Regions from separate parts of the Mus musculus genome. Here region 1 is linked to region 2. Evidence: chromatin loops called from intact Hi-C (ENCODE). Cell type or tissue: left cerebral cortex. All regions are shown on one strand. Each heading gives the region's core, and the rest is flanking DNA. Links, peaks and the distances in the headings are about the cores only.

Region 1 (5,378 bases), core at 264-5,263, 56 kb before region 2:
GTGGGTGGCACGAAGCTGTCTACATCAGCAGAGATGCTCTCCTACGAGCCCCAGGGAGGCAGGGACAGGCTGACCTTTCCCATGGCTACGCTGCGGCGCTGTGAAATGACTGTCTGTGAGTCAGAAGGCAGGTAGGTGGCAGGGCTAAATATAACGATGGGCAGGCAGTCCAGCACATTAGCTTTGTTCCTTTGGAGCAAAAGCAGACAGCCCACTGAATACAAAACAAAAGCAACACTCAATGGCCAACACAACCCAAAAGCAATCATAGGTCAGGATTAAAATCTAAGATACCCCCCCCCCCCGTTTCAGTTCAAATATGGAAAAAAAAAAGTTGGCAGAAGAGAATAAACATCTGTTCAAAGTCACCAGTGAACCACTCAAGGCCTAGATGGGATGGTCAGACTGTGAAGAGGCTAGGGCTGCAGGCCCAGAGTCTCTCGTCCCTGGAGGCCTTCTATAAGGGGCTAAGGGGGCAGAGAAGAGAAGGCACCAAGGAAGTTAACACTGGCTGGGGAGAAGGCAGCAGCCCACCCTGTTTGTATAAAACACAAGGCAGAGAAAGGGGCAACAAGTATGAAAGCAGCAATGAGGTTGCCATGGGGACCCAGCTAGGGAATGGGCAACTTAGGAGTCAGAGCTCCCCTGTCTCCCCAAAGGACCAAAAGCCCACAGGACCGGGAACTGGGTAGAGGTTGTGTCTGGTCCCTGAAGGCAGATGGCCGATGAGAACATCTTCACAAAGGCAGCGTGGGTCAAGGTAGAAAAGTTCTCATGGAGCCCTGGGTGTGTGGGGGGGAACCCCTGTTTCTGATGACAAAGGGGGACAGCAGGGCTTTTCAAAGGAGACCAAGGAATAGCTCTCGAGGCTGAGGGGGCAAGGGCTGAGTGAGGAAGGGACACCCAGGTAGGCGGCAGGTAGGCAGAACCTGGGAATTCAGAGACAAGGATCCTGGACTTGCCCTCTCAAGCACAGTAGGGCGACATGCATTCAGACAGATTCTCAGGGGGCTTGTGCTGGCACAGGGGCATGTCGACAGCAGGACCGGTGTGATCTCCTGGTCACAAATGAAGACCCTGTGAGAACAGGCAGGAAGTAACTGAATTGCATGCCAGGCGAGTGTGTTGGGCACTGTTAAATATTCTCTCCGTCCTTATGTTTTCTAAACCAAGGAAAAGCCAAGTTTCAACAAAATCTCAGGCTTTCTTTTAAAAAAAAATCAAAACCAAAACACATGTTTGTGGTAATACTGAGGCATCTAGGAATTCCAAAGACAGAAAGAGATATACCCCTGTGTTAAGACTGCAAGCAAGCTGCCTTCAGCTTCCGGGTGCTTTGGGATGAGTCACACCACTCTTTAAAAAAATAAGACTGAGAACTCCAAAAATCCATATTTATTCTCACAAGAGAACAGCAGACCAGGGCAGGGATGCTGAACAGCTCTTCCGATCTCAGAGGACAGCGTTAGGGGAGCGGGCAGGTCATGGGAGAGAACACAGCCGACTGCAGAGCAGCGGCCCACTGATAAAAGTAATCCCAGGCCACAGTGGCAACCCCTGCTTTAGCTGTCAGCAAACTGTGAAGCGGTACACCGTCAGATGTGATTCACACATAGCCCTGGACTCTGGATGAACAACCGTGTTGATGCCTCTGCCCTTAGCAGCCTGCTCCCAGGGTGTTCATCAGAAAGGTGGCAAGAAGCGTACCCACCCGTGGGAAGCAGAGCGGGATCTCATCAGAGCTTAGCAAGCCACTGGTGTCTCTGCTGAACCCCAGGCTGCGAGCATAGGGCCATTCAGTGACAGTACACAGGGAAAAGGAGGAAGAGCAAGCTTACCTGTGGCCACATCTACCACTCTGCACTAGTGGCCTCCCCAGAGAACTCTGCATGTCTCACTCCAGGGCAGCTACAAACTACCTTCCTTCTATGGTTTTGTTGTAGCATCAAGAAAAATCATCACTTTTTTGATTGACATCTTATTCCATAAGAAATGATTTAATAGCAGCTTGATATGTAATCATATATATGTGTGTGTGTTTGTGGGTATACACACACACATATATATATATATATAAAGCCTGGAACTAATCTATCCTCTTCTATGGAAAGAAGGTTACTTAACCACCTATATCAGTAGCTACTGTACCCCAAGCTACAACTTTTCTGGGAACCCCAGAGCACTCTATGTGTTCAGGCAGACAATGGGAAGCCTCCAGACACTGGAAAGGGCAGAAGGCCTTAGGTCTGGTGCCATCACTGTGTGCACCTGTGGAGGGAGAGAAGTGTCCGGATGAGGCTGTCCATGGAGGCTGGGGACCGTGCTGCTCCAATTCCACTGTCACCATAGACATATTTTTACTTTCCTAAACACACTGCGGAGTTTCTGAATGAACAAACATGCTTTCTCTACGGAAATTAAGGATGAGTGTTGGCTCATCGTTTTAGCCAACTGCTTCTACTGCTCTGGTTTTCTTGAGCATATTTTATGATAACCAGATGGGCTCTTTTGGCATCCATGGATTTTATGAATACATGAGAAGGCATCTTTGAAAAATATTCTACCTGGAACAGCCTACGCTGACAGACTCCCACGAGACACCCTTTGCTTTCTTTTACCTTTGCAAGTGTATTTTATTTTAGTTACATTCTATTCAAGTTTATTTTAGGTATCTGTTACCATACACACACACACACACACACACACACACACACACACACACATACACACAATCTCCTTGTTCGTTCATATCTTTTTCTTTCTTTCTAGAAGCACGTTAAAAAAAAAAAAACATAGCCTGTCACTAGGGTTGGTTGCTAAGCCATTTGTAAGCCCTAACCATAGGTTTGGTAGTGTTTTGATATATATATATATATATATAGTTTGGACCTCTGGGGATGCTGGTGAGCTCAGGATGTTGCTTTTGTGTCAGGGTGGCCGGTGGTTCCAAGTTTGTGTTTTAGCTATGTGTTGATGGGCCGTGTAATACTGAAGAAGTCACCTCATTGGAACCTTGGCTCTCTCATGCGTACAATCACTATGGCAATGCCCACTTTACAGGGAGTGTGGAACGAGTTGGATGCCCCCATGCACTTGTGCCTGCTGCATGACCAGTTATCAGATCTGCCAGGGTTCATCAGAGAGGAGGGGCTGCTGCTGGGTACAATAGGAACTGGCTCACATAGTTGTGGAGGGCGGAAAGCCCTGCAACAGGTTGCCCATGAGCTGGAGACTCTGGAGGAACATGGATCAGTCTGAGGCAGAAGGGCTGAAAACCTTGGAAGACACGGAGGGCAAATTCTGGAGTCCAAAGATTGGAGAAGTGCAGGAGAGTCTCTCTAGGGTCGAGTCTGTACCACCCATGGTTCTGATGCTTGGATGATGTTCACTCATGTTGAGAGCTGTCCTTTTCCTCCTGGTTCCCCAATTTTCAGGCCAGCTCCTCTGCAGCCGGGCACACGCACCTTGCCAGTTCTTGAATATGCCTTTGTAGGCTGGCTCTGCTGGTGTGGCCAGAGCAGCTGCTTTCTCTTCATGGCTAGCGCTGCTTTCAGCTGTCATTTCCCAGTTGTCATGATGATTGTGATATTGTGGATGAATTCAAGAGAAGTATTATTTCAGAATTACATCCTGAAATTGCCCACAGCCTTTCTCCTAATGGAAAGATTGAACACTATAAACGGTAGCTGTGAAGTTCACGCTACAAGCTCATTTTTATTTGCAACTCTAACCATTCTTGCATGCACTCCATCCACATAGTATCTCTACGCTCCTTGGTCCTGGTAGGCTGCCTCCATCTGTTTGTGACTTTTTGCCCTTGTCTTCCTATTAATTGTCAGACAAATCCGTTCTGCGTATCCTATTTGTGATTGCCTGTGTTGGCATAAGCACAGGTGGGATGCTCCATGCCATTGTCTGTTCTTCCCCAGCTCCCCAGTGGGAGAGAGTTCCTTCCCAGTATCTCCTGTGACATCTTTCCCCAGCTTGTCTCTTTTGCTTCTGCAGCTGCCCTGTGCCACTTCCAGCTTTGCTCTCGCTCAAGCTTCTGCCCCAGCCGCAGCTGGAAACGCCCCTGCCCATGGATGCTGCTGCCTTACTTCTCTGCCTTCCACTGGGTTAGAAAGCACAGCCGTTCAGCCTGTGAAGAGGCCACAAGCTTTAAGATGATTGCTTTTTGAGGTTTCTAGGCAAATTGTGTGTGTTTGTATATGTGTGTGTGTGTGTGTGTGTGTGTGTGTGTGTGTGTACGCATGTATGTATGAGTATGCAAAGTATACATGTTCCAAAGTTTTCCAGCACCAAGGCATTGCAGATCGGTATTTTCCCTCTTTTCCAGTACCCGGTATTCCTTGATTTGGTCCCTCATGCTCAGCCTCTGCGCTGGGTAGCACATAGTAGGAACAGATCTCAGGCCATAGAAAGTGCTGGGAGTCAGAGGGAAAGATTGTTTTCAGTTAGTGTACCAAGGAGGCACTATGGAAGGCTTAGACTTGGAGGATGTTGGAGGATCAGTGATGGTTGTCACAGAGTGAAAAGCTGGGGCCAAGATGGGACATGGCAAGCAGAATGGTAGACTCTTCTCATCCCTTTGCAGTGGCTGGTCTCATTGGCAGCTGGTCTCCAGCCTTTGGTCGGGCCTTTACCGAGGGCATCGTTCCTTGAGAGCCCCATTGGAACTTGTGGGTCGTTGTTCTCCATGCAAGTCCACTTTCCCCACACTCGTCCCCAGAAGGAAGCTGCCTGCCGAGGGGTGGTGTTGTCAGTGTAAATGAACACCCTTCCACCTTGTAATTAGACCAGGGAGTAGAGACTACCATGTCCCTTCCTGCTACTTCTTGGACAAACAAACCAAACCCTGCCTCACAAAACAGACAATTGTGTTTGACTTGGGATTTGTGTCTTCCTTTCTAGATGGAATCAGCGTGAGCGGCTTTCCCCTGTCCAGTCCTTTCCGCCAGGTGGTGCGGCCCCGAGTGGAGAGCAGACCCACAAACCCTTCTGAGGGCAGCAAGACGGGGGACCTTGGCCACGTCAAGGTTAGTCCATCCGTGGAGTTTCTGTTAGAGCGCTTTCCGACTCAGCATTTGGAGTACTTTTCTGAAGGAGATTGGTGGCTTGTGACTCAAAGTGGTTTCTCATAGTTTCACGTCTTGTGGAATTTCTCGGGACAGCAATCCTGAGGGTACTCATGTGCCGTGTACTTGGGGGATGCAAGCTCTGATTTTGCTGTGACATAGAGACTGGGAAGGCAGGCATGCCATTGAGGATGGCAAGCAGAGGAGGTGATTTTCCCCTTGTCTCTTTCCTTTGAGAAGTGTATTCATTGCCCAATCCTCAGTTCGGATATTCACCTCATAGCATTTTTCCTAATCATTTGG
Region 2 (5,378 bases), core at 276-5,275:
TGATGTACTGGTACCTAGCACACGGGGTGGAGACCAGGATGATCACAAGTTAAAGATGTGACCAGGAAGCTGTGCCTGTTTGGCTTCACTTTGGTTGACCAATGCCTGGGCCCCACATAGTGACAGAATATTGTTTTATAATATTTATCTTTCATAACTACTGGGCAGATAGCCATGCACCTTTATGCTTAAGAGGTGTGGCTTCCTTTCCTCCCTCTCCTGTCCCACCCATGCTATGCCTGGGTAGCTCATTGACTGGCAGCTGCTTTTCAGATGGGCGCCATGCTCTGTAGATCTGTTGTTTAGGCACTGTGACCCATGCTCTCAGAGTGCTGGGGTCTGTGAGTTGAAGGGGATCAAGGCAAGGAGGGAAACTCATAGGGTGGGTATGCCTGGTACTGGGCACTGAGATTTCTCTGTCCTGACTTCCTGTAGCAGTACTCTAAGTCTCTACCAGTCTTCTTCAGCAGTAAAGAAATGAGCTCTGGAGATGTTAATTTATTCATACGAAAAAAGTAATGATGTGTTTGAGCCAAAGTTCAAGCCTGTAACCATCTGGTTCTCACTTCCTGTCGTGTATGCAGACTCGCCATCCTCAGGGACAGTGTGAATAAAGCCTCAGGAACACTGGAGACGATTGCTTGCATAGAGTGGACAAAGCACAGGACTATCATGTGGATGTGGGAAGTGGCTGGCCCTTTGCTGGGAGTAGCTGTTATCTCTCTCCAGTGTTCCTGTGAGGTCACTGCAGAAACAGCCTTCCTTGTGAGCATGGTATGTGGAGCCTGTGGGTCACCCTGCTGTGCAGGCTCTGGGGCCACCTTGCCCTTCCCTGCCTGTCACCTGCTGACTGCTAAGTCTGGCCTGCTCTGTTTGGGGGTGGAGGCTGTTTTTTGGAATGAGGCAATTAAATTAGAAGGCCATAAAGCTCTGCATTGTCTCTCATGCTTCTTCAGTGTTTTGGTGCCCATTGTTAGAGAAAAAGAGAAAATTAAAAAAAAAATCTTCCTGTGTGTGTGAAAGTATGTGCACAAGATGCGGTTTTTCTGAGGACACGTCTTCAAATGCAAGCGTGGGAGCTATTTTTAGGTACCCTTTCTCCCAACAGTGCTGTTTAAAGATTCAGTTCAGGCTGCTAATAGGTATATTTATAACCATTCTGTCGACGGTCCCAGCATGAATGCTACTGCAGATGATGCTATTCTTGGAGGCAGTTGCCATGGTTACCATTAACCCGTTTGGTTGGGAAGAGTCTCTCCATAGGATGTTTTGTTCCCCCCCAGGGTGCTTTGTGGCATGTGAAGACATATATGTACTCAGAACCAAAAATTAAAAAAAAAAAGGAGTGCATTTTATGCCTAAGTAATATGTATACTTTATAAATGAATGGGCAGCAAAAGTGATTGCCGCTAACAGATGGTCTCCATTCTTGCCCTTTAAGCAGATGATACTAAAGATAGCTTTGTAGCTACTGCCCATCACTAACAAAGCTTAAATCATAGACAAGCATTCTTAAAGATCCATTGTTCTTGTTTCTCTATCACGGTCTCCCCAATACAGCTACTAAGTTATTAAGAAAAGAAATTGTATGTATTTCCTCCAAATATTCATTCATTCACTGGTAATTCACACAGCAGACCTTGAGCTAGCACTCCTTAGGGCATGTACAGACCTGATGTCTGGAAGGGCTCATGGATTCCACACAGAAAGATGAGAGCCATGGCTAAATGGAATTCCCAGTTCTTCGTGCCTTCAACACACCTTAGTAGGAGGCACTCATGGCGTTTGAACCCTGACTGGTTCTTCTACCCATAGCAGCTTATAGTTGGCAGATGAGCTAAGAGTGATGAATGAAGTAAATATCATAAATAGAAAGTGGAAATGTTGGCCAGAGATATAGACAATTAGCCATTTGGCACCGACCCTCACCGACTGATAACTAACTGGTACAGTCAAGTGAAAGAAAAGTAGGACCTAGAAAAGCCCATGGCTTGGGGAAGGGGAGACCCCCAGGCTTCAGAGACAGTGGCTGTGGCAAGGAATATCTACAGGGCATGAGCTAGGAGTTACCATCTCCCATGCTGTGACTTTTCTTCTGTGAAGATGGCTGTGTGAATGGGCTGAAGGATCTGGAGGCAGAGGATTGCAGAATACAAGGTGTTTCTGTGTAGAATCTGAATGGGGAACACTTTGTCCTTTTGTAATTGGTAGGGAGGGTCTTTGAACTCCTTTATCTTTCAGCCAGTGATTTGGGAAAGAACCTTTCACACCATTGTTAAATGCCACACCACTGCAGGCACTCGGTGGAGACAAGGTGGCATGCACACCTGTGCACATGCATTCTCAGACATACAGCCCCCACCCACAGTGGCAAAACAGATCTGTTCTGTCTTCAGAACCTCTCCCTTAATTGGCAAACATAGGTCTTTGGAGTGAACAGTGCCTCGGATAACATAGGTCTTTGGAGTGAACAGTGCCTCGGATGTAAAGCACAGTTTCAGAACTTGGGAGGAGTGGCTGGAGGATTACCAGGTAGGGATTCTGCAGCAGGTTGGGAGGAGTGGCTGGAGGATTACCGGGTAGGGATTCTGCAGCAGGGGGGCTGATTGCTAGCTAACCCAGCCCTCCCTCACCTGGCACCCAGCTGCTACCCTGCCTGGGCACACGGATGCCTACACAGGTTGTAGTTCCCTTGGTTTCCCCTGCCTGCAGCATCAGGCTGTGAGTTGCTACGAGGATGGGGACTGGGCTTTGCTGATGTACAGCGCTCTTAGTGACAAATGAAGACCAAATGGATGAAAACAGGAAACAATTAATGGCCTTTTGGCATAGATTAAAAAAAAAATCAGTTAAGAAGTATTTAGCACCTCCCAAGAGGACTAATATACTGGCGGATTGTGTGTCTACCCGCTGGCTTAAGGGAGGTTTCATTTGAGAAACCCTGAAGCTTCTGTGCCTTGTCACAGCCTCTCCTCCTTCCTGGGAGTTTGCAGTCTTCACTGGGATGCCCACACAGGGCTTACTGCCTCTAAGTAGGAACGCTCACTCAGCTATTTCTATGTCAACTTAGAAACTTCAGCTTTTTATAAACCAAACTGTGTGAAATGGAGTGGAAGGTGGAGGCTAGCTTCCCAGGCAACAGCAGGCAGAAGCTTGGAGAGAGGGCATGGGGTGGATCCAAGGACTCAATGTTAGCAGTATTGGGACTAGGGAGACAACCCAGCCCAGCATGGGGTCTGTGAGCAGGGGGTGTATGTACCACTGAGTGCTTCTTGGCTTTCAGGCAATCTTAAAGGGCTACAAATGGCTAACATGCATAGTCTCTTTTTTCACGTGTGTTTGAGAAAGAATCTTGGTGAATACCACTTGTAGTAGGGAAGGAACTGACCCATAGGAGTAAAATGACTCCAGGGTGCCTAGGGCCACTTTTGAGAACATCTAGACAGCCGTGGGTACCTGAGGAGCAGAGATGATCCGGGCTCTCCTTGGGCATCCATCTTGACATTCAGTGTTGCAAAAGTGCTTCACTCATTCATTCATTTAGAAAGAGGCTAATCAGACTTTGTAGCACCGGCCAGGGTGTTCAGGAATATGTACTTTCTTCATCAATGTTTTATTGGTGAAATATCAAGATTTATATATTTCCAGTCTTTAAAAGGTTGCCTAAACTGGTTGTGGTAGTTCTGATCTATAAATCCCTGCACTTGGGAGGCTGAGGCTACATTGTGCACAATGTAAACAAACAAACAAACAACAATAGTTGCCTAAATTATCTGGTGTCAGTTTCCCAGAAGCAAAATCAGCAGGGACTTCAGAAACAGCTCCGGTGTTCAGTAGAAGCACTTCTATTCATACTGGCCAAGTTTTGAGGATGCTACTTTAAAACACCATGGTGGCTGGCAAAGCTGCTCTATTAGTTGAAATTCTGGATCCTTTTCTATTTACCTTTGTAAGACTTCTTTATTTCTTTGTTTTTGTGGTACAAGGGGCAGAACCCAGATTTTAAGGTTTTTTTTGTTTTTGTTTTTGTTTTTTTTTTAAACAAGAGACCCTCATCTGTGCTGAGTTTTCCATGTTGTTTTTCCTGCCTGGTGTCCTTCCTGTTCACGTCCACCAGGTTTCTGCTTCTGAAAACAAAATCCCCCAAACTAACACCACCTTCTGCTGGGATTTTGGTAGATAATGTGTTCAATCTTTATTTTGCTTTGAGAGTGTCTTAGTCACCGTTCTGTTGCTGCAGAGAGACACCATGACCAAGGCAACTCAGAGAAGAGAGCATTTAATCGGGAGCCTCTTTACACGTTTGGATGCTCAGCATCATGATGGGAAGCACACATGCATGGTGTTAGAGAAGCAGCTGAAAGCGTTACATCCTCATCTGCAGGGACACACAGAAAGAAGTGAGTGTATATGCACGCACGTGTGCGCACGTGCACACACAAACGCGCACACGAGAGAGACAGACAGACACAGAGATAGACACAGAGAGAAACTGACTTGGCCTGGTATGAGCTCTTGAAACCTCGGACCCCACCCTCAGAGATACGTCCTTCAGCAAGGGACACATCTTCTAATTCTTCCAAGCAGTTCATGGTTTGGGAATCAAGCATTCAAATATTCTCATTTGAATTCTCATTCAAGCCACCTCCGAGCGATAGCATCATCTGAATAGTAATAAACCTCAGTTGGGCATGGTAGAACACAACTGTTATCCCAACCCTGAGGTGCCTAGTTTGAGACCAGCCTGGGCTATCTAGTAAGAGCCTGTCAACCAGCAACAACAACGAGAATTAATAGTTAAGGTAATCTGTGGACATGGTGTGCCTTTCCACTTATTTAGATCTTCTTTAAGTTGATTAGCAACATTTTTACAATTATCAGTGTGAATTTTTTAAGTTATTAAATTTAATACTGAACTTTTTAATTCATGTTCTGTTTTAAATGGAATTGCTTTCTTGATTTTCTTTTCAGATTGTTCCTTGTCAGCATGTACAAACATAGTGAGTCTACTATTGCCTGTGTGCTGCTAGTTTGCTATGTGTGAAATCTCATAACTTTCTTAAGTATTGTTGTGGCTTCTCTGTGTCCAAGAGCTTGTCATTTGTCAACAGCAGACAAGTTTTCTTTTTTCTTTTCCTTTCTTTCTTTCTTTCTTTCTTTCTTTCTTTCTTTCTTTCTTTCTTTCTTTCTTTCTGTTCTGGTTTTTCGAGACAGGGTTTCTCTGAATAGCCCTGGCTGTCCTGGAATTCACCTTGTAGACCAGGCTGGCTTTGAACTCAGAAATTCGCCTGCCTCTGCCTCCTGAGTGCTGGGATTAAAGGCGTGCGCCACCACGCCCGGCTGACAATTCCTCCCAAATTTCCTCCCAATTTTGATAC

What was found. A loop is a pair of places that touch in the nucleus more often than their neighbours do. Peaks named below come from ENCODE experiments on the same cell type or tissue, not always from the same donor. Only the 100,000 strongest peaks of a DNase experiment are listed, where the experiment ranks them.
Region 1: it touches region 2 in a loop (2.2-fold over the local background); 2 of 42 quality-filtered maps call a loop at or near these places.

What each region holds. Positions count from the first base shown.
Region 1 is chr15:72,903,215-72,908,592 of GRCm38, reverse strand. Trappc9 (trafficking protein particle complex 9) reads left to right here. Exons shown (of 22, transcript NM_180662.2): 16 at 4,912-5,036. Among named protein-coding and RNA genes, the nearest start is that of Gm31665, 66 kb to the left of the region's middle. In left cerebral cortex, for the core only: no CTCF peak of the experiment used is centred there; DNase peaks (open chromatin) are centred at 1,035, 1,359, 1,603 and 2,479; H3K27ac peaks cover 1,180 bases.
Region 2 is chr15:72,847,720-72,853,097 of GRCm38, reverse strand. The region is part of intron 16 of Trappc9 (trafficking protein particle complex 9); the gene reads left to right. It overlaps Gm41343 (a long non-coding RNA gene), which reads right to left. Exons shown (of 3, transcript XR_001781663.2): 3 at 4,264-4,378. Among named protein-coding and RNA genes, the nearest start is that of Gm41343, 19 kb to the right of the region's middle. In left cerebral cortex, for the core only: no CTCF peak of the experiment used is centred there; DNase peaks (open chromatin) are centred at 1,133, 1,907, 2,477, 3,047 and 1 more place; H3K27ac peaks cover 2,876 bases.